Regions from separate parts of the Homo sapiens genome. Here region 1 is linked to region 2. A link is an interaction called in ENCODE POLR2A ChIA-PET data of the cell type or tissue named here. Cell type or tissue: OCI-LY7. All regions are shown on one strand. Each heading gives the region's core, and the rest is flanking DNA. Links, peaks and the distances in the headings are about the cores only. Region 1 overlaps IDH2-DT (IDH2 divergent transcript). Region 2 overlaps ZNF710 (zinc finger protein 710).

Region 1 (10,726 bases), core at 1,880-9,879, 87 kb before region 2:
AAATGTTCTCACTACAAAAATTATAAGAATTTGAGGTAACAGATATGTTAATTAGCTTGATTTAATTTTTCTACATTGTATTCATAAATCATAACATCACTTTGGTTTTTGTTTTTTTTTTTTAAGAGATGGGGGTTTCACAATATTGCCCAGGCTAGTCTTGAATTCCTGAACTCAAGCAATCCTCCCACCTTGGCCTCCCAAAGTGCTTAAGTTACTGGTGCCCAGCCCATAACATCACTTTGTAACCCATAGCATATACAATGGTAATTTGCCAATTTACAATTTAAAAATATGTTGTAGAAGAATATTTAATGGCAAAGAAAAATGCCCTAAAGTGTTAAGTAACAGATGAGGGCTAAAAAAATAACTTTTATCAATTCTTGAGAACACATTGTTTTTCACATTTAAACATACCTGAAATCAGGGTGGATACAAATCAATTCTAGATTAATTATAGGTATCATTGTAAAAGTTTTAAAAAAGCCTAAAGCTTCTGTACTTTAGGAAGATACTATAGAAGTTTTTTGTTTGTTTGTTTGTTTGTTTGTTTTGAGACAGAGTCTCACTCTGTTGCCCAGGCTGGAGTGCAATGGCGAAATCTTGGCTCACTGCAACTCCACCTCCTGGGTTCAAGCGATTCTCCTGCCTCAGCCTCCCGAGTAGCTGGGACTTCAGGCACATGCCACCACGCCCGGCTAATTTTTTGTGTTTTTAGTACAGATGGGGTTCCACTGTGTTAGCTAGGATGGTCTCGATCTCCTGACCTCGTGATCCGCCCACCTCGGCCTCCCAAAGTGTTGGGATTACAGGTGTGAGCCACCACGCCCGGCCTATAGGAGTTTTCAAAAAGGCATAAGTCTTCTAGAAGATACTATAGGAGAATACTTTCACAATCTTGGGATAGGAAAAGATTTATTACATAGGACATAGAAATAATAAACATAAAAGATATGTTGACAGAGCGTGGTGGCTCACACCTGTAATCCCAGCACTTTGGGAGGCCAAGACAGGTGGATCGCCTGAGGTCAGGAGTTTGAGACCAGCCTGGCCAACATGGTGAAACCCTGTCTCTACTAAAAATATAAAAATTAGCTGGGCGTGGTGACAAATGCCTGTAATTCCAGCTATTCTGGAGGCTGAGACAGGAGAATCACTTGAACCTGGGAGGCAGAGGTTGCAGTGAGCTGAGATCATGCCACTGCACTCCAGCCTGGGCAACAGAGCAAGACTCCATCTCAAAAAACAAACAAACAAACAAATAAACAAAAGATATGTCGACCTAGAGGAAAAAACTGAGGGAAAATCATTTATACAAATAGAGAGTTTATTTGGGCCAAGTTGAGGACTGCAACCTGGGAGCACAGATTCAAGTTGCCCTGAATAAATGCTCCAATTAGCAATATTTACAGATGGGTTTTTAAAGGAAAAAAGGAGAAGCAGTCCCTAAATGGTCTACCAAGAATTTACATTAAAATAATATAAGCTATTGATTGGCTATCCATTGATTTTTTTTGTATCAGGAATTCCAGGACATGAAGATAACAGATAAGGAAAAAAAAAAAAAAAAAAGGCCTTTAAACAGGTGCCCCAGGCCTGAATGTGGGAGGGCCTGGGGAGCTGTGACTGAAGTCCCATACTCAAGTCTCTCTGGGCCTGATCAATTTTGTATACAATTTCACATAGCTCAGACTGTTCTGAGCTATTTTTCTTTTCTCAGGTCAATAAGTTGGACTACATTAAAATTAAGAGTTTTTGTGCATCGAAAGATGTGTTAAAAAAATAAAGCAAGCCATTGAGTAAGAGGACATTTGCAACACATACATCCAAAAAGGAGACTCTGGGCGTGGTGGCTCATGCCTGTAATCCCAGCACTTTGGGAGGCTGAGGCAGGTGGGTCACTTGAGGTTAGGAGTTCGAGACCAGCCTGACCAACATGGTGAAACCCCATCTCTACCAAAAAAAAAAAAAAAAAAAAAAAAAAAAATTAGCTGGGCATGGTTGCGTGTGCCTGTAATTCCAACTACTTGGGAGGCTGAGGCAGGAGAATTACTTGAGTAACCTGAGAGATGGAGGTTGCAGTGAGCTGAGATCACGCCACTGTACTCCAGCCTGGGTGACAGAGCAAGACTCTGTCTCAAAATAAATAAATAAATACATAAATAAGGAGACTCATATCAAAATGTATATCAAGGCTGGGCGTGGTGGCTTATGCCTGTAATCCCAGCACTTTGGGAGGCCGAGGCAGCAGATTACCTGAGGTCAGGAGTTCAAAACCAGCCTGGCCAACATGGCAAAACCCGTCTCTATTAAAAATACAAAAACTAGCTGGGGGTGGTGGTGCACATCTGTAATCCCAGCTACTCAGGAGGCTGAGGCAGGAGAATTGCTTGAATCTGAGAGGCAGAGGTTGCAGTGAGCTGAGATCGCGCCACTGCACTCCAGCCTGGGTAACAGAGCGAGACTCCGTCAAAAAAAAAAAAAAAAGAAAAAAGAAAAAAAATGTATATCGAACTCCTACAAATCACAAACAAGCAGAAAAGCCAATGGAAAAACAGGCAAAAGATTTGAAACAGGTGCTTCACGAGAGAATATCCAAATAGCTAATAAGCATATGAAAAGGAACTCAATCTCATTAGTCCCCAGGGAAATGCAATTTAAAAATCGCACTGAGCTCCCACTACACCCACCAGAATAACTAAAGCTGAAAAGAATGACAATGCTGTTATCAGTGCTGTAGAGAAACTGAAACTCTCATACTTTGCTGGTAGAATATAAATTAGACAATCAATTTGAAAAGTTGGCAGTGTCTATTAAAACTGAACACTTTATATATGTATGTGTACGTCCTATGACCCAGTAATTCACTCATAAGTATTATTCCACAGAATTTTGTATATATGTACAGAAGATAAGTGTAAGAACGTTCATAGAAGCATCGTTAGTAATAGCCCCAAACTGTAAACACCCGATGTTCATCAATAGTAGAATGCAAATAGTAGAAATAAATTATGGCAGGTTCATAAAATGCAACTTTAGATAGCAACGGAATTAGTAAATTACAGCTACATGCAAAAACATGAATGAAGTTTATAATGTAATGTTGAGAAAAAGACACAACAGAGTATATACTGTATGACTTTATTTACACAAAAATAAAAATGGGCAAAATCAATCATTTTAGTAGAAGTTAGGATAGTAGTAGTGACCTTTGGGGAATTTGGAAAAATAATGTCTAAGAGAGAACTTAAGGATGGTTTCTGGGTTGCAGGTAATGTTGTTTTCTTTTCTTTTTTGAGACGGAGTCTCGCTCTGTCGCCCAGGCTGGAGTACAGCGCGATCTTGGCTCACTGCAACCTCCGCCTCCCAGGTTCAAGCGACTCTCCTGTCTCAGCCTTTAGGGCCTCACCTCTTAATACCATCTCACTGGCCATTGATTTTTTTTTTTTTTTTTTTTTGAGATGGAGTCTTGCTCTGTTGACCAGGCTAGAGTGCAGTGGCAGGATCTCGGGTCACTGCAACCTCCGCCTCCCGGGTTCAAGTGATTCTCCTGCCTCAGCCTCCAGAGTACCTGAGATTACAGGCATGCACCATGACTCCTGGCTATTTTTTTTTGTATTTTTAGTAGAAACGGGGTTTTGCCATGTTGGCCAGTCTGGTCTTGAACTCCTGACCTCAAGTAATCTGCCCGCCTTGGCCTCCCAAAGTGCTGGGATTACAGGTGTGAGCCACCACGCCTGGCCCAGCCATTAAATTTTAATACATGAATTCTGTGAGACATTTAGACCTTAGCAGTGAGAGTAAAATAAAACAAGTTGAAACAGAGAAACTTAATTCTCACAGACTTTTGTTAAAAGACCTGTTGAATGACACCTTTCAGTTATTAGGAAATTGAACCCAGGAGGCAGGAGTGAAATTCAAGACACAATGCTGAGTAAAGAAACTGGCATGGCTGGGTGGCTCACACCTGTAATCCCAGCACTTTTGGGAAGCTGAGGTGGGAAGATCCCTTGAACCCAGGAGTTTGAGACCAGCCTGGGCAACATAGGAAGACCCCTGTCTCTATGAAAAAAGAAAGAAAGGTGCAAACATGTTTATACATCTACTTGAAAAGAAAAATGAGGAGGCTTAGAACTCCCACTGGAACTAAAATATTATGGACTAATAACATGAAAGATGGGAGAATTGGAGAGAAATAATCTAAGTTTCTCATATTTTTAAGAAGGATAAATAAAATAATGAGTTTTAAACTTTGTAAAGTCAAGAATTTAATTTTTCCTTCCCTTCCCTTTCCCTTTTTCTTTTCTTTCTCCTTCCTCCCTTCCTTCCTTCCTTCTTTCCTTTCCTCCCTCCCTTCCTCCCTCCCTCTTTCTCTTTCTTTCTTTTCTTTTCTTTCCTTCTTTCCTTCTCTCTCTCTCTTTCTTTTTCTTTTTTTTCTTTCTGATACAGGGTCTTGCTCTGCCACCCAGGCTAGAGTGTAGTGGTGTGATCATGGCTTACTGCCACCTTGACCTGAGCTCAAGGGATCCCCCTGCCTCAGCCTCCTGAGTAGCTACAGGTGTGTGCCATCACATCTGGCTAATTGTTTTTCAATTTTGGTAGAGATAGGGTCTTGCTATGCTGCCCAGGCTGGTCTCAAACTCCTGGCTTCAAGTGATACTCCTGCCTCAGCTTCCCAAAGTGCTGAGATTATAGATGTGGGTTCCCAAGTCTGAATTTAATTTCTAAACAGGTAGAAATAGAACATATCATTTCCATACCAGTAAGGGAGGTAGAGGAGAATAAAGAAATCTTGGCTGATCCGATAGAAAGCTTAAAAGGATGTGAAAAGAAGCAAAAGAAGGCCAGGCGTGGTAACATGGGCGTATAGTCCCAACTACTTGGGAGCCTGAGGTGGGAGGATCCCTTGACCTAGAAGCCTGAAGTTGCAGTGAGCTACGGTCACACCACTGCACTCCAACCTGGCCAACAGAGTGAGACCTTGTCTCCAAAATAAATAAATAAATAGATAAGCAAAAGAAAAGCATGGCAAATAGAAAGTACAAAATAAAGTGATAGAAATGTAAAAAATATTCAGCAATCTCCATAAATGTGAACAGTGTAAATATGTTTATAAAAGACAAAGACTTTCAGCTGGGCACAGTGGTTCACGGCTATAATCCCAGCACTTTGGGAGGCCGAGGTAGGCAGATCACGAAGTCAGGAGTTTGAGGCTAGCCTGGCCAACATGGTGAAACCCCATCTCTACTAAAACTACAAAAATTAGCTGGGCCTGGTGGTTCGTACCTGTAATCCCAGCTACTGGGGAGGCTGAGGCAGGAGAATCACTTGAACCTTGGAGGCGGAGATTGCAGTGAGCCGAGCTTGTGCCACTGCACTCCAGCCTGGGCAAGAGAGCAAGACTCCATCTCAAAAAAAAAAAAAAAAAGACAGACTTTCAAAGTATGTTACAAAACCAAAACTCAGCTATGTGTGGATACACATAAAATATGTAACATAAAAAATTAAAAGTAAAAGGCATGAAAAAAGTTGTATCAGGCAAATACGGACCAAAGTAAAGCTGGTGTAGCAATATACAATAGTTCAAAATAAATCTTAAGGCAAAACGCAAGTTTAGGTATAAAGAGAATCATTATTTAATGATAAAAGGAGTAATTTACTAGAAAAATATAACAGGTATGAGCATAACACTTAAGAAAACTTCATAATATATATAGCACAAATGGATGGAATTACCAAGAGGAATGAACACATCCACAATCACACTGGGCAGTCTTAACACCTCTCTTAGAAACAAATAGCTTATAAAAACTTACAAGAACATAGATTTCAGTGGCGCTACTTGGGAGGCTGAGGTGGAAGGATTGCTTGAGCCCAGGAGGTCAAGGCTGCAATGAGCTGTGATCGTATCACTGCACTCTAATGCATCTCCCCCTGCCAAAAAAAAAAAAAAAAAAAAAAAATCGGAAAAGATTGGGTGTAGTGGCTCACACCTGTAATCCTAACACTTTGGGAGGCTGAAGTGGGAGGATTGCTTGAGTCCAGGAGTTCAAGACCAGCCTGGACAACATAGCAAGACCTTGTCTCTGCTAAAAAACAAAACAAATCAACAACAACAACAAAAAGAATACCTAGGGCTGGATGCGGTGGCTCACACCTGTAATCCCAGCACTTTGGGAGGCCAAGGTGGGCAGATCACCTGAGGTCATGAGTTCGAGACTAGCCTGGCCAAAATAGGCAAACCCTGTCTCTACTAAAAATACAAAAATTAGCCAGGCATGGTGGCGCATGCCTGTAATCCCAGCTACTCAGAGACTGAGGCAGGAGAATCACTTTAACCTGGGAGGCAGAGGTTGCAGTGAGCCGAGATCGGGCCACTGCACTCTAGCCTGGGTGACAGAGCGAGACTCCATCTCAGAAAAAAAATATATAAATCAAATAAAAAATAAATAAAAGAATACCTAGAACTGGGTGTGGTGGTATGAACCTGTAGTCCCAGCCACTTGGGAGGCTGAGGCAGGAAGATTAATTGAGCCCAGGAATTCAAGCCCAGCCTGGGCAACATAGCAAGGCTCTATCTCTTAAAACACAAACAAAGGCCAGGTGCAGTGGCTCACGCCTGTAATCCCAGCACTTTGGGATGCTGAGGTGGGAGGATTGCCTGGGTCCAGGTGGTCGAGGCTGCAGTGAGCCGAGATCATGCCACTGCACTCCAGCCTGGGTGATAGAGTGAGACCTTATGTCAAACAACAACAAAACCAAAACACCTGGAACTTACACATTTGACCACACATTGGACCACCAAAGAAGAGTCAATACATGTCAAAGAGGACAAATTATAAACTAACAAAGACTTCCCTTTGGCCAAAACTTCAGTCAGCCTCCTCTGAGTCCTCTGCCTCCATAGGCCTGACCTCGGGCTTCCCTCTCTATCTTTGTAGAATCCAGTTTGAGCAAATGACCAGCTAAGTCAGTTTAACAAAATCTAGGCCAGGCACGGTGGCTTGCGCCTGTAATCCTAGCACTTTGGGAGGCCAAGGTGGGTGCATCAGCCTGGGCAACATAGCGAAAACCCATCTGTATAAAAAATACAAAAAAATTAGGATGCATGCCTGTGGTCCCAGCGATTCGGAGGCTGAGGCAGGAGGATCGCCTGAGTCCAGGTGGTCGAGGCCGCAGTGAGCCGAGAACGTGTCACTGCACTCCAGCCTGGGTGACAGAGTGAGACCCTGTCTCAATAAAAAAGAAAGAAAGAAGAAAGAAAGGAAAGGAAAAGAACAAGGAAAGGGGAAATTAAAGGAAAGGAAAGGAAGGAAGGAAGGAAAAAAGAAGGAAGGCAGGCCCCAACCTTGGTATCTGACCCCCTTTGATATCTTATCACCCTGGCCTGCCTTCAGCAATAATGCTATCAGTCAGTTTAGCCAGAACAGAAGCCCTTTTATCCTCGATGTTTCTTTTTAGTAGTTTTCCATCCACTGATACTCAACCCCCCGCTCCTTGGTTATAGATCCCCACTTGTCCTTGTTGGAGTTGGAGTTGAGTCCACTCTCTCCCCCACTACAAGACCCCATCACAGTGGTCCCTAAACCTATCACCATAGCTCACCTTGGATAAAACCTGCCTTGCCATCTTTAACAAGCATCATGAATCATTTTTTCTTTAGCAAGACCCAGTGCAATAAAACATAAAATCACTATCAAAAAGACAGCTCCTAAATCCTATGTGTTTGTAATTTAAAAATATGTTTACATTAATTATTGGGACAATTTGGGAAAACTTAATATGGACTATATATTATACGGTATATTAAATAAAAATTATAGAAGCCCATTATTTTGGACAAAGTTCCTGGGCTAGGCCCTAACAGACCAGACTGAAAATCAAAATGGAGTCACCCATGCTACAGTTCCATTTTCACCACACCTACAATAAATTGTTGGTTGACCTTTGAAGAAATCAGAAGGAAGAGACAGCGGATTTCCCAAACAGATCTGTTTAAATCTTTACTTGATATAATAAAGTCCTTACACAAAAAAAGTAACCTAAAATAATCTGCTGTTAACTAATCAGTTATTTTTATTTTGTTCTGTCTTCCTTTCCCTGCCTTACAAGAAACAGTAATTTGATTTTATTTTAATGAATTTATTTATTTAGAGATGGAGTCTCGCTCTGTCGCCCAGGCTGGAGTGCAATGGTGCAATCTCAGCTCACTGCAACCTCTGCCTCCCAGGTTCAAGCGATTCTCTTGAATTAGTTCAAGATTCACTTGAATGTGGGAGGCGGAGGTTGCAGTGAGCTGAGATCGCACCACTGCAATCCAGCCTGGGCGAGATTAAGTCTCAAAAAGAAAAGAAAAAGAAAAAGAAAGAAGAATATCTACAAATAAATGAAGTGCACAGTCCAAACCTGTGTTGTTGAAGGCTCAACTGTAATGCACTCTTTGTTCTTTGTTTCTGCTTTCTTCAGCCCTTCTCTGTCTATAGGGCCAATCTCCATGGCCAGGTATGGTGGCTCATGCCTGTAATTCCAGCACTTTGGGAGGCTGAGGCAGGAGGATTGCCTAAGCTCAGGAGTTCAAGACCAGCCTGCACAACATAGTAAGACCTCATCTCTACCAAGAACAAAAAAATCAGCCAGGCATGGTATTGCATGCCTGTAGTCCCAGCTACTGGGGAGGCTGAGGTGGGAGGATCACTTGAGCCCAGGAGATTGAGGTTTCAGTGAGCTGTGATTATGTCACTGCACTCCAGCCTGGGTGACAGAGACCCTGTCTCAAGAAAAAAAAAAAAAAAAGCCAACCTTCTCTGCTCAGCTCATTATAACACTTATTCTGTTTTATGGAATAAAGTGTTGCCTGATTCTAGAATCACACATAAAGGAAATTGAGATCTTTATTATAAATTTATTGTAATTTTGTCTTTTGACATGTATAAATATTAAATATCTTGTGTGTGATAATGTGGCCTCCATTTTTGTTGAGATGCAATTACTCTCTTCTAGTATAATTATTCTCAAATGTTTTTATTTCGGTGTTACCACCCAACAGGTTCTTCTTCCTTGCCACACAGAAAAAGCCAATATGTTGAAACAGAAGGTGTTGCAGTAGAGAAAGAGTTTAATAATCATAGGGTGCTGAGCAAAGAGGACCAGAGATGTTTCTCAAATCCATCTCAACAAGAACTCAGAGGCTAGGGCTTTTAAGGACAATTTGACAGTCAGGGGACTAAGGAATTGGTGCTGCTGATTGGCTGGAGATGAAATAATAGGAATGTTTAAACTGTTTGGTGTGCTGAGTCAGTTTCTGGATGGGGCCACAGGACTGGTGGAGTCAGTCCGTTGGTGTGGGTCATGGGTCTGAGTGAAGTCAGCTGGTCTGCCAGAATGCAAAAGTGTGAGAAATATCTCAGACCAGCCTTAGGTTTACAATAGTGATGTTATCTACAGGAACAACTAGGGAAGTTGCAAATCTTGTGACCTCCAGCAGTTACAAATCTATATGGCTGCTGAGCAGTAAGTGATTATAGAAAAGCAAGTATGTTTACAGGTTAGCATAATTCAGACCCCTCCCATGATTCTAAATTCGAGGTCTTTCATTAGCTTTCCAAACGCGGTTTCAGTCCCAAACATGATGGGGGTTAGTTTTGGGAAAGGATTATTATCATCCTTCTTTTCTTTTCTTTCTTTTCTCTCTCTCGCTCTCTTTTTTTTTTATTTTATTTTTTTGTAGAAACAGGGTCTCACTCTGTTTCCCAGGCTGGTCTCAAACCCCTGGCTTCAAGTGATCCTCTAGCCTCAGCCTCCCAAAGTACTTAGATTACAGGCATGAGCCACTGCGCCAGGCTAACCCTTGCTTTAAGGTTAAACTATAAACAAAATTCGTCCCATACTTAGCTTGGCCTATGCCCAGGAATGAGCAAGGGCAGTTAGCTTGTGAGGTTAGAAGCAAGATGAAGTCAGTTATATTATATTTCTCTCACTGTTGTAATTTTTGCAGAGGTGGTTTTATTGGCATCCTTTTACAGACATTGTTTTTGAGGATTCCAAAGAGGTTTTGCAGTTATGGGTTATATATAAGCATATTTACTGAGTTAAAAGTTAGAAACGAATATGTTTTAGAAATATTTATTTAGGCCGGACGCGATGGCTCATGCCTGTAATCCCAGCACTTCGGGAGGCCGAGATGGGTGGATCACGAGGTCAAAAGATTGAGCCCATCCTGGCCAACATGGTGAAATCCCATCTCTACTAAAAATATAAAAATTAGCTGGACGTGGTGGGACACGCCTGTAGTCCCAGCTACTTGGGAGGCTGAGGCAGGAGAATCGCTTGAATGTGGGAGGCAGAGGTTGCAGTGAGCCGAAATCGTGCCATTGCACTCCAGCCTGGCGACAGAGGGAGACTGCATCTCAAAGAAAGAAAAAAAAAATTTATTTAAAAATAACTACAGTTTCCAAAAAAAACTTCATGAGAAGAATTGCATTGTTTACATTTTTGCAGTTCTCTCAATATCTGACTTAATGAAAGTAGCTGGATTCTCATAGCTGCTTCTGCATTTGTGTTGCTATTATGCTGTTTGGGTTGAAGTATATGAAGAAAACCCAGCCTCACACAGCTGCAAAAGGAAGGCCGGGGCGGGGGGCGGGGCGAGTATTTCATAGTTTTTTCAGATATTGAGAATATAACCATCCCTTGGTATCCATGGAGGATTGTTCCAGAACTTCCTGTG
Region 2 (10,726 bases), core at 1,841-9,840:
TCATTCCAGGCTCCCAATGGGGAGAGACCATCTGGACAGAGCCAGAGGCCACTGAAGGGACGTCCCTCGGTGGGGAAGACGCTGGCTCCAGCCACTTCAGAGAGAGGCTTCGGAAACCCAAGGAGCACTCGCCTGGTGTCATTCAAAGGAACATTAAAATCGAACAGCGCCAAGTGAATGGAAGAGAAATGTTATACAGCAAACCTGTGAAAGGGGTTCCCCCAGATAAAAGCAAGGGAAAGAGGGAGAGAGAAACAGAGGCGGAGGGGGTGGGGGGCGGGCGGCAAGAGTGGAGGGGAAGAAAGGAGGAACGGGAGGGGAGTCTCAAAGCTTTCTGAGTTCACAAAGAAAGAAGGAAACAGGGTAGAGAAGAACAAAAAGGAGAAGGTGAAGTGCTTGCGCTTCGAAGTGGAAGTCACTCCAGCTCTTGAGAAAGCTGCTTGTGGGGCCGGATGGGGCGAGTGCGTCTCAGGATGCCAAGCAGCTCTTCTACCAAAGAGGACCCAATCCTGCCACCCTTGGAAGCATGAGGACTTCACAAGGCTGGGAAACGCTGACTCCAGGCTGCCTTGGGGGCATGCAATGGTGCCACTGCCTGGGGCCCCACGTGTAGAAGGAAGGGCTCACATTTGGTTTCGTGCTCTGCTGTTCTTTAAATTTTACTGACTTTTAAACATGAGACCTGCATTTTCATTTTACACCTGGTCCTGAAAATTATGTAGCCAGTCCTGGCTGACCTTTCCAGAGGACATTTTTGCTAGAAGGCGGGTGCAGGAAGGCAGCAGGCTGGCTCCGCTGCTGATCGCTGTTTGCTATCCAAATACACGTCCCCATGTTGTTGACTCAGCCACCAGGTATTAGGAAGTGCGGGGCTTCCCGCCCCAGCTAGAGAGCCCGGCCTAACTCAGATGAGATATGTGAGTGCTGGAAAGTGTCATCATTTAAGAAGCTACCAGGGTCTGCCGGATGTTAGGCACAACATGGTCCTGATCCTGTCCCGGCACATAAGAAGCACGATGGTGCTGAGGCCCGAAAGCCAGCCTGCTAATACCCTCCTAGCCCTGGGAGTCCTGCCTTCCGCAGCCAGCTCACTGCACAGGCAGCAGGGGCAACTGTGCAAACCTGTCCACCAAGAGCTGATGGGCTCATGGGTCCAGAGTGGAGATGTCACTGCTGCAGGAGCCGGACGGCCAATGCTGAGCCAGGCCAGGAAGCCACAGCAAGTCAGTGACGCCCAGCAGCCGGAAGCTGGGGTGTTTGAGACCAAGACCATTGCCTCATGTCTCAGCCCCCACACCATGCCCCAGGGCCATTGTGTGGTTGCCAGGTCCCCACGTGAAGTGGTGAGGCAAATGCGGTCAATCACCATGGCCATGTGCCTGTGCCCAGCCTGGCCCAGCCCCCGACATCCTCCAGCAGTGCTCCCCTTCTCTGCCTGGTCCTTCACTCAAGGGATCCAAAATCCCAGTACTATACGGGCCTCTTTACCTTGCTAGAACCTCCTTCTGATGACGGAAGGCAGAGGCCCTCCAGACACCCCTTCTACCAGCAGGGAAGCCCTGGGGCTCCGGCCATCAAGCCTCTTTCTCTGAGTGAACAGAGGGTCCTAACAGCATCGTTTCTGGGAGCTTGCAACTCAGAAGATCCAAATCTCTTCAGCCCGACCTTGGGGCGATGTGGAAGAGGTCTAAGTCCCCAACAGGCGCCAGGTGTGCAAAGGAAATGCACCTGCAGGCAAAACCTGAGGCAGGTGGAGCCGGGTGCCCCACCCACGGCCAGAACAAAGAAGGCTCAGAAGGCCTGCAAGGGTGTCCTGGGCTCTAGGGTAGCAGGAGAGCAGGCGGGCCTCTCAGAAGGGGTGAGAAGAGCTGGCGGGTGAGGCAGAGGCCGGAGGAGGCTCAGCCAAGCTGCCAGGCTTCCCCTGCTGCTAGGGAGGGCCCTCCAGGAACTGAGTTAATCAGCAGGAAACCGATGGTTGTTTCCTGACAACCCTGCTGCTGCCGACACCATGGCCACCACCACCACAGGCACAGAATACACACACACACACACACACACACACACACACACACACACACACACAGGAATTTGGAAACAGGAAGGACAGCTGGCAACTTCTGGGGACCCACAATGCAATCCACTTTTTCAAATAACATAGACAAAACAGCACAAAGAATTCCTCCCTTTCCTGAGTGCAGACCATGTGTAGAGCCTCTTGCATGTGATATCTTGTTTCTATCTGGCAGAAGAACCCCTCCAGGAGTGACTGTCGTTCACCTGTTTTCTTTTCTTTTCTTTTCTTTTCTTTTTTTTTGAGACAGAGTCTCACTCTGTCACCCAGGCTGGAGTACAATGATGCGATCTCGGCTCACTGCAACCTCTGCCTCCTGGGTTCAAGCGATTCTCCCACCTCAGCCTCCCGAGTAGCTGGGACTACAGCTGCTACCACGCCCAGCTAATTTTTGTACTTTTAGTAAAGACAGGGTTTCACCATGTTAGCCAAGCTGGTCTTGAACTCCTGACCTCAAGTGATCTGCCTGCCTCGGCCTTCAGAAGTGCTGGGATTACAGGCATGAGCCACCGCATCCAGCCATTCCCATTTTCTAAACTCTGAGGGGCAAAGAAAGAAAGTCAGTGGGCCAAGCTTGCACAGCTGGTAGCGCCCACGTTTCCATACCCAGGCCAGGCAGGACTCAGAAGGCCATCTCTTAAACCACCTTGCTCTGCCTTGAATCAAGGAGTTTCTCCCCAGGCTCTGTGACCAGAGTCAAACCAAGTCTATGGGACAAGCTGGGCATGGTAGCGAATGCCTATGGTCCCAGCTACTTGGGAGGCTGAGTTGGGAGGATCGCTCAGGCCCAGGAGGTCAAGGCTGCAGTGAGCTATGATCATGCCTGTGAACAGACACTGCACTCCAGCCTGGGCAACAGAGTGAGAACCTGTCTCTAAAAAAACAGGAAAAAGGAACATATGGGACAAGGCAGAAGGCTCAACGTGGAGTAGCCGGCTAGCCTAGGAGCCAACCCCTTTCTGCCTGAACTGGCCTGTTGGGATCTCGAGGGTGAAGTGGGAGCGAGAAGACTTCTGCCTGTCCAACTCTTCTCCTGCTTTCCACTTCCTAAGCTTAAAAAGCACACCTCCCGCTGCAAACTTTCCCCACCTTTAACATCCCCAGTGCTTCTCAAACTCTGTGGTGAAAGGTCAGTTTGATTCATCTTAATCCTTAATCCCTCTCAGATCTAACATCAACAAGCAGTTTAGTCCTGAGTCCTGCCACGTGGGGTCAACAGTGCTCACCCTGGCCCACACGCTGTTCGAGATGAAGCCACCAATCGCCCATTTGGATGTCATCCTGCCAATGTCAAACTACAGAAGTTTCTAAACACCAATCCCATTTTCTATGTTTAGCTCCTCCTCTTGCTTGGTTAACATTGTGCAGAACAGCACTGGTGCATGGCCCATACTTTTGTGGGGCACTGGCCTAAGAATACACAAGAATGTTTATAAATTAAAGAATTTTAAATGCAGATATATATTTCCTCTTAAGTGAAAATTCTAGCCACAGAGCCTCAAATTTCAAACACACACTTTTTTTTTCTTTTTTTAGAAACAAGTTCTTGCTATGTTGTCCATGCTGGCCTTGAACTCCTGGACTCAAGGAATCCTCTTGCTTTAGCCTCCTGAGTAGCTAAGACTATACAGGCCAAACACACATTCTTTTTTTTTTTTTTTTTTTGAGATGGAATCTCACTCTTGCCCAGGCTGGAGTGCAGTAGCACAATCTCAGCTCACTGCAACCTCTGCCTCCTGGGTTCAAGCAATTCTCCTGCCTCAGCCTCCCAAGTACCTGGGATTACAGGTGCCCACCACCATGTCCAGCTAATTTTTGTATTTTTAGTGGAGATGGGGTTTTGCCATGTTGGCCAGGCTGGTCTCGAACTCCTGACCTCAAGTGATCCTCCTGCCTAGGCCTCCCAAAGTGCTGTGATTGCAGGCATGAGCCACCGTGCCCAGCCCCAAACACACATTCTTAATTGTTACTTTTTGGGGGCCATTTAATTTTCCAAGTTCATCCAATCTGCCTCTCCTCTCTCTTAAAAATAGAAAATAATACATTTAAATGTCCTGGAATTTACATTCAACCACATGTGATCTGCTGAGTTCCATGGAGCTGAGGTTGAAAGAGAACGTTCTGTTAATGAGAAATTCACAGTGGCTGGACACAGTGGCTCACGCCTATAATCCCAGCACTTTGGGAGACCGAGGCGGGAGGATCACCTGAGGTTGGGAGCTCGAGACCAGCCTGGCCAATATGGCAAAACTCTGTCTCTACTAAAAATACAAAAATTAGCTAGGCGTGGTGGCAGGCGCCTCTAATCCCAGCTACTTGGGAGGCTGAGGGCAAGAGAATTGCTTGAACCTGGGAGCCAGAGGTTGCAGTGAGCTGAGATCGCGCCACTGCACTCCAGCCTGGGCGACAGCGAGACTCCGTCTCAAAAAAACAGAAATTCACAGTCAATACTCAGTACACAATATAATGTTAGTAGCTGGATGGCTTCCTTCAGATGAAAATGGGCTTTAGTCGATACTAGCCCAAGTATCTGCAGGTTTAATTTCAGAATAAAAAGCCACTGTAACAGTTCATAGCTGGCCCAAGCTGGCCGTAACAACACTGGCACCTAGGAATACCTGAGGGTATTTTAAGGTGCAGGCACTTGGTTCCCACCCACCCAGATCCAGTGGATTTGGGGCTGGACCCAGGCAACTGCATTTTAACAAGCTCCCCAGCAGAGAGTGAGAGATGACGTGGCCACTGAAGATGCCCCTGCTGCATGAAAACAAGAGAGATGGGCTATGACCAGTGGCTCACAAGAATTGGTCTTGGGAATGCAAAACAAGCAAAAACAAAACCAACCGGGTTTCTCCCATGGGGCAAGTGCTGTGCAAAGACCTGGTGTTGAGAGACCAGAGTTACAGTTTTTTAGAACTTCCTGTGTGTCCTCACTTAACCTCTCTAGTCTTCCGATTTCCTCAAAGGAGACAGGACAAATGAGAGCGCTGCTTCTCAAATGTGCTGAGGAATCACCCGGGGATCTTGCTAAAATGCAGATTCTGCTTCAGCAGGTCTAGGGTGCTGTGAGAGATACTTCGTTTCCATTAATAATAAGCTCCCGGGTGATGCTGCATCCTGGATCCCCCCAGGGTACATTTCAATCCCGAGAGTCTATGATTAGTCACTATATTCACACAGCTTATGTGTTCTTTTTCATTCACTTCAATCAATGTGTTGGATTAAACTCACAACTATTATTCTCATTTATGAACAAAACCCATCACCACCAACTGTCGGGTCCACAACCTCTTGAGATGAGCCTAAGCCTCCAATTCAAATGTTTCTTTAAAGAAAGAAAAAGAAATGGCCATTTTGTATTTGTTGGTATCCATTTGTTACCAAACAATCCATTAAGCATTTTTTTTTTTTTCTTTTTTTTTGAGACGGAGTCTCGCTCTGTCGCCCAGGCTGGAGTGCAGTGGCGGGATCTCGGCTCACTGCAAGCTCCGCCTCCCGGGTTCACGCCATTCTCCTGCCTCAGCCTCCCAAGTAGCTGGGACTACAGGCGCGCGCCACCATGCCCGGCTAATTTTTTGTATTTTTTTAAGTAGAGACGGGGTTTCACCGTGTTAGCCAGGATGGTCTTGATCTCCTGACCTCATGATCTGCCTGCCTCGGCCTCCCAAAGAGCTGGGATTACAGGCGTGAGCCACCGCGCCCAGCCAATTTTTTTTTTTTTAATTTGAAATGACCCTCTCTGCAGCACAGATACAGCTCTTTCCTACTGGGCATATGTGACTGCCCTGTTGGGAAGGTGGCTTCATATTCCCACCCAGATGGGCCTGCTTGGTGCCCCCTCCCCCACTGGTTAACACACACTCTGTGCGCACATGTTCAGAGTGTTCGGCCAGGGCCTGGCACATGATAAGCATTCAACTCCTGCCAGCTGTTTCGTTCAGAGACAAGGAAATGAAAGCCCAGAAGGCTTACGATTTGCTGAAAGTCAAGTTCTTGGCAAAACCAAGACCGGCCTTGAAACCCATCCCTCCTTCCTCTGTGCCTCAGTTTCCTCATCTATAAAATGGAGCTGATAGCTAATTCTTTCTTTTTTTTTTTTTTTTTTTTTTTTGAGATGGAGTTTTGCTCTTGTTGCCCAGGCCGGAATGCAATGGCGTGATATTGGCTCACTGCAACCTCTGCCTCCCAGGTTCCAGTGATTTTCCTGCCTCAGCCTCCCAAATAGCTGGGATCACAGGCATGCACCACCACATCCGGCTAATTTTGTATTTTTAGTAGAGACGGGGTTTCACCATGTTGGCCAGGCTGGTCTCGAACTCCTGACCTCAGGCGATCCATCCGCCTCAGCCTCCCAAAGTGTTGGGATTACAGGTGTGAGCCACTGTGCCCGGCCGATAGCTAATGCTAATGGCTGTTGTGAAAATTAAATAAGGAATGTCTGTAAATGCACTTAGGCTGGCACTTAATAACTGCTCATATGATTGTGATTATCAAGCTTGATCTTTTTAATTACTAAAAAGTTTTTTGGCCAGGCACGGTGGGTCACGCCTGTAATCCCAGCACTTTGGGAGGCCGAGGTGGGCGGATCACCTAAGGTCAGGAGTTTGAGACCAGCCTGGCCAACATGGTGAAACCCCATCTCTACTAAAAATAGAAAAATTAGCCGGGCATGGTGGCATGTGCCTGTAATCCCAGCTACTCGGGAGGCTGAGGCAGGAGAATCACTGGAACCCGGAGGTGGAGGTTGTAGTGAGCCAAGATCAAACCACTGCACTCCAGCCTAGACGACAGAGTTGAGACTCTGTCTCAAAAACAAAACAGAACAAAAAATTTTTTTGTAGAGACTGGGTCTTGCTACCTTTCCCAGGCTGGTCTCAATCTCCTGGCCGCAAGCGATCCTCCCACCTTGGCTTCCCAAAGTGCTAGGATTACATGTGTGAGCCACCATGCTTGGTCTATTATCAAGTTTGAAAGTCCCAGAATGACATAAAATCCATTCCCGTTTGAGTTGGAGTTTGTTCATTCTCTGTGGTTTGTATCAGCACTAACTGCCCTGGTGATGTCAAATGGCCAGAAGGGCCCCTACACCTTGCTGGGACCTTTTAGGTTGGACCAGGAGAGCTCACCACCCTGTAAATATATCCCATGACACACACCTGGCTGGTGCTCTCCCAGAGAAACCTTCTCCAGCTGAGGGAAACCCTGTGCAAATATGTTCCTGGGTCAAAGTCCTCTGAGAGGTTTCCCAGTGGGCACTCATTCCACACCCACATTTATTATCTCTATAATTGCCAGGCATGGGAGTAGGCGTTGGGAAAAAGTAAGAGCAATAAACAGAGCACAGCCTTTCCCTGCCATGAGCTTACTAAACTGTAAATAACTTGCTTTTAAATTAACATTTTCCATTATAAAATTAATAAAACCACCCATTACAAAAGGTTTGAAAAAGACGGATGAGAAAAACATGAATACTCCTTCTCACCCTAATGCAACCACTTCTTGTGTATTTCTTCCCAGTCCTCTTCATGCATGTGTTTTTCACATGGTTTTGATCACAGTGTATACAATCTGGTGTCCTACTTGTTTTCCCTTATCTGGATGCCACAAGCAATTTTCCATCTTGCATGTCCGTAATCGATCACCCATGTTCATAGTCACACCGTTCACACACATCCCCATTTGCCTGCCAATTCTTGCACTGGAGGACATTGAGATTGCTTCCCGTCTGTCCACACTGCCCAACAAATCACCTCCATGCATTCACGCACAGAGAAGATAAAGGGAAGAGGCAAATGTCAGGTAATTTGATGGTGTCAGAAGGGACTTGGTGAATAATGACACTGTGTCAACTGGGGCAAGTTACTTAACCTCTCTGAACCTCAACTTCCTGTAATATGGGCAGAATTGTAAAAAGGATTTAAACAGGAGGCCATTGGTAAACTCCCAGCACAGGGCATGATCCACAATAAATGCATGTTTTCTTTTCTCTTACATATCAGCAGGTCATGTTGGTGACTCCTAAATACCTTCTCAGAGACTGGGACAATCTGCAGAGACACCCTTGGAGCACAGTGCAGCAGCTTCCCATACCCTGCATTCAGATTGCTAAGTTCTGGGTGACAGAGGATTTGTATGCGGAACTATTGAAGGGAGAAATGATGTGTGCTCTGTAACTTTCTTCAAAATGGTTCAGGAAAAAATATATATACCTGTGCAGATGAAGCAAATATGGCAAATGTTAACATCTATTATATCTCAGCCATTGGTGTATGGGTATTTACTGTTATATACTTTCAATTTTTCTCAATAGTTGAAATTCTTTCATAATAAAATCTTTTAAAAACTCTTCTAATTTAAAAAGTTAAAAATGGTATACTTTCAAAACTTGTATTGCATTCATTAATTTCTTCAACAAATATTAATTCAATAGAGTCAACAAATATTAACTCAATTTAGTATCTGTTACGCAGAACTGACCTGGTTCCTAGCCTCATGGAGCTCACCATTTGGCATTTTCTTTAGGTCGGGCATTTGTTTGCTAATTATATCGTCTGTGCATATTGTCTTCAAATTTAAATCTTTTTTTTTTTTTTTCGAGACAGTGTCTCACTCCATCACCAAGGCTAGAGTACAGTGGCACAATCTCGGCTAACTGCAACCTCCCAGGTTCAAGTGATTCTCATGCCTCAGCCTTCCGAGCAGCTGGGACTATAGGCACACACCACCACATCCAGCTAATTTTTGTATTTTTAGTAGAGACAGGGTTTTGCCATGTTGGCCAGGCTGGTTTTGAACTCCTGGCCTCAAATGATCAGCCTGCCTTGGCCTCCCAAAGTGCTAGTATTACAGGCATGAGCAAGGCCTTCAAATTTAAATCTTGATTTTTAAAAACTAATCTATATATAGGATCTTGGTAGAATTAAAATATCAATGGCTGGGCATATGGCTCACGTCTATAATCCTAGCACTTTGGGAGGCCGAGGCAGGTGGATCATTTAAGGTCAGGAGATTGAGACAAGCCTGACCAACATGGTGAAACCCCGTCTCTACTAAAAATACAAGAATTAGCCGGGTTGGTGGCACACGCCTGTGATCCCAGCTACTTGGGAGGCTGAGGCAGGAGAATCGCTTGAACCCAGGAGTTGGACATTGCAGTGAGCTGAGATCTCGCCATTGCACTCCAGCCTGGGCGACAGAGCAAGACTCTGTCTCCAAAAAAAAAACAGAAGAAGAAAAAGAAGTTACAATTTTTTAAGGTAGTCAAATCTGTTGAATTTTTTGATGACTTTTGCTATTGGTTCTAAACTTTGGAAATAAACCTCTAGCCTAAGATTTGGCAGAGGGTAAATTGTACTTACTGTTATTTAATACTTTTACTCTTTCTTTATAATATTTATATGTTTCTGTTTCAGTATTATCATGTTGACTAGAGTGTTAAAAGCAATGTTAAATAGTGATGGTGATGGCAGACCTCCTTATTTTGTTACTGGTTTCCACAAGAATGCCTCTAGTGTTTAAGTTAATTACAGAATTGGTTATTGGTTTGAAATATTTTTTATTATGCTAAGAATGCACCCTTCTGTTCCTTTTTTTTGCTGTATTGGTTAGGTAGACATGGTTGTTCAATTTAATCATTTTTCCCCAGCACATATTGGAAACAATACGGTTTTACTTTTTTAATGCATTAGCATGACGTAGTTACTATATTAAGCTTTCCTAATATTGACTATTCTTTCCTCCTGCCCCACTGGGTTATGGTGGATGACTTGTTTAATATATTATTGAATTCTATTTCCTACCCAGCATTTTCATGCTTCAAAATAGTCTCTTTGCCATGTTTAATATCAGGCTTATTTTGCTTTGTAGAATGAACTGGAGAGCTCTCCATCTTTTGCTAAGCTGTGGAACAGCTTAGCATTATCAGTATTATCAAATTCAAAATAATTAACTAGCAAAAACACTTGGGACCAGTGTCTTTGGTGGGTAGAGGGGCAATGCTTCGATAAGGATTGAAAATTTTTTCTCAATTAGCAACATATATATTTTCAGAAAAGCATGCATTTAATTGAGATTTTGAAATTATGCCTATGATTGTGCATACGTTTCTATTATTTTAAAATCTCCTCTGTATCTATTGCAATGTCCCCTTTCTCATTCCCTTTTTTTTTTTTGTTGTTGTTGTTGTTGTTTTGTTTTTTTTCTCATTTCTCCCTTTTATTTCTCAAATAGAATTGCCAGGGGTTAGGCTACTTTACTGTTTGTTTAAAAACAGAATCAGCTCTTGGATACGTTTGCTGATTTCACTGTGTTTCCGTTTCTTAATTCATTGATTTCTGCCTTTATCTTTACTATTTTTTTCCCCTCTCATTTTCCTTAGGGGCTGTTTTTATTCTTTTTTTTTCCTAAGCACTCAGGCTGAATGCTTAGTTTATTTGCCTTTTCTCTCTCCCTTTTTAATAATAAAAGCATTTAAGGCTATGAGAATAGTGCCAGCTGTCTCCCATAGGTTTGGGTATGTGGCATTCTAGTTTTCAATGCTTTCTAAATATTTGTCAGTACATTCTTTATTTCTTCCTTGAACCAATAGCAATTTAAGTGCTTTAAATTTTTTCAAGTGGTTGGGTTTTAGTTTGTTTAAATTTACAATATTTTGGC

The links. Peaks named below come from ENCODE experiments on the same cell type or tissue, not always from the same donor. Only the 100,000 strongest peaks of a DNase experiment are listed, where the experiment ranks them.
Region 1: POLR2A ChIA-PET joins it to region 2 with 14 read pairs; 2 of 35 experiments call an interaction of 5 or more read pairs at or near these places.

What each region holds. Positions count from the first base shown.
Region 1 is chr15:90,113,188-90,123,913 of GRCh38, reverse strand. All of the region lies in intron 2 of IDH2-DT (IDH2 divergent transcript), which reads right to left. Among named protein-coding and RNA genes, the nearest start is that of IDH2, 16 kb to the right of the region's middle. RefSeq lists an enhancer at 1,828-2,327. In OCI-LY7, for the core only: no CTCF peak of the experiment used is centred there; no DNase peak of the experiment used is centred there.
Region 2 is chr15:90,025,786-90,036,511 of GRCh38, reverse strand. All of the region lies in intron 1 of ZNF710 (zinc finger protein 710), which reads right to left. Among named protein-coding and RNA genes, the nearest start is that of MIR3174, 24 kb to the right of the region's middle. In OCI-LY7, for the core only: no CTCF peak of the experiment used is centred there; DNase peaks (open chromatin) are centred at 1,931 and 4,961.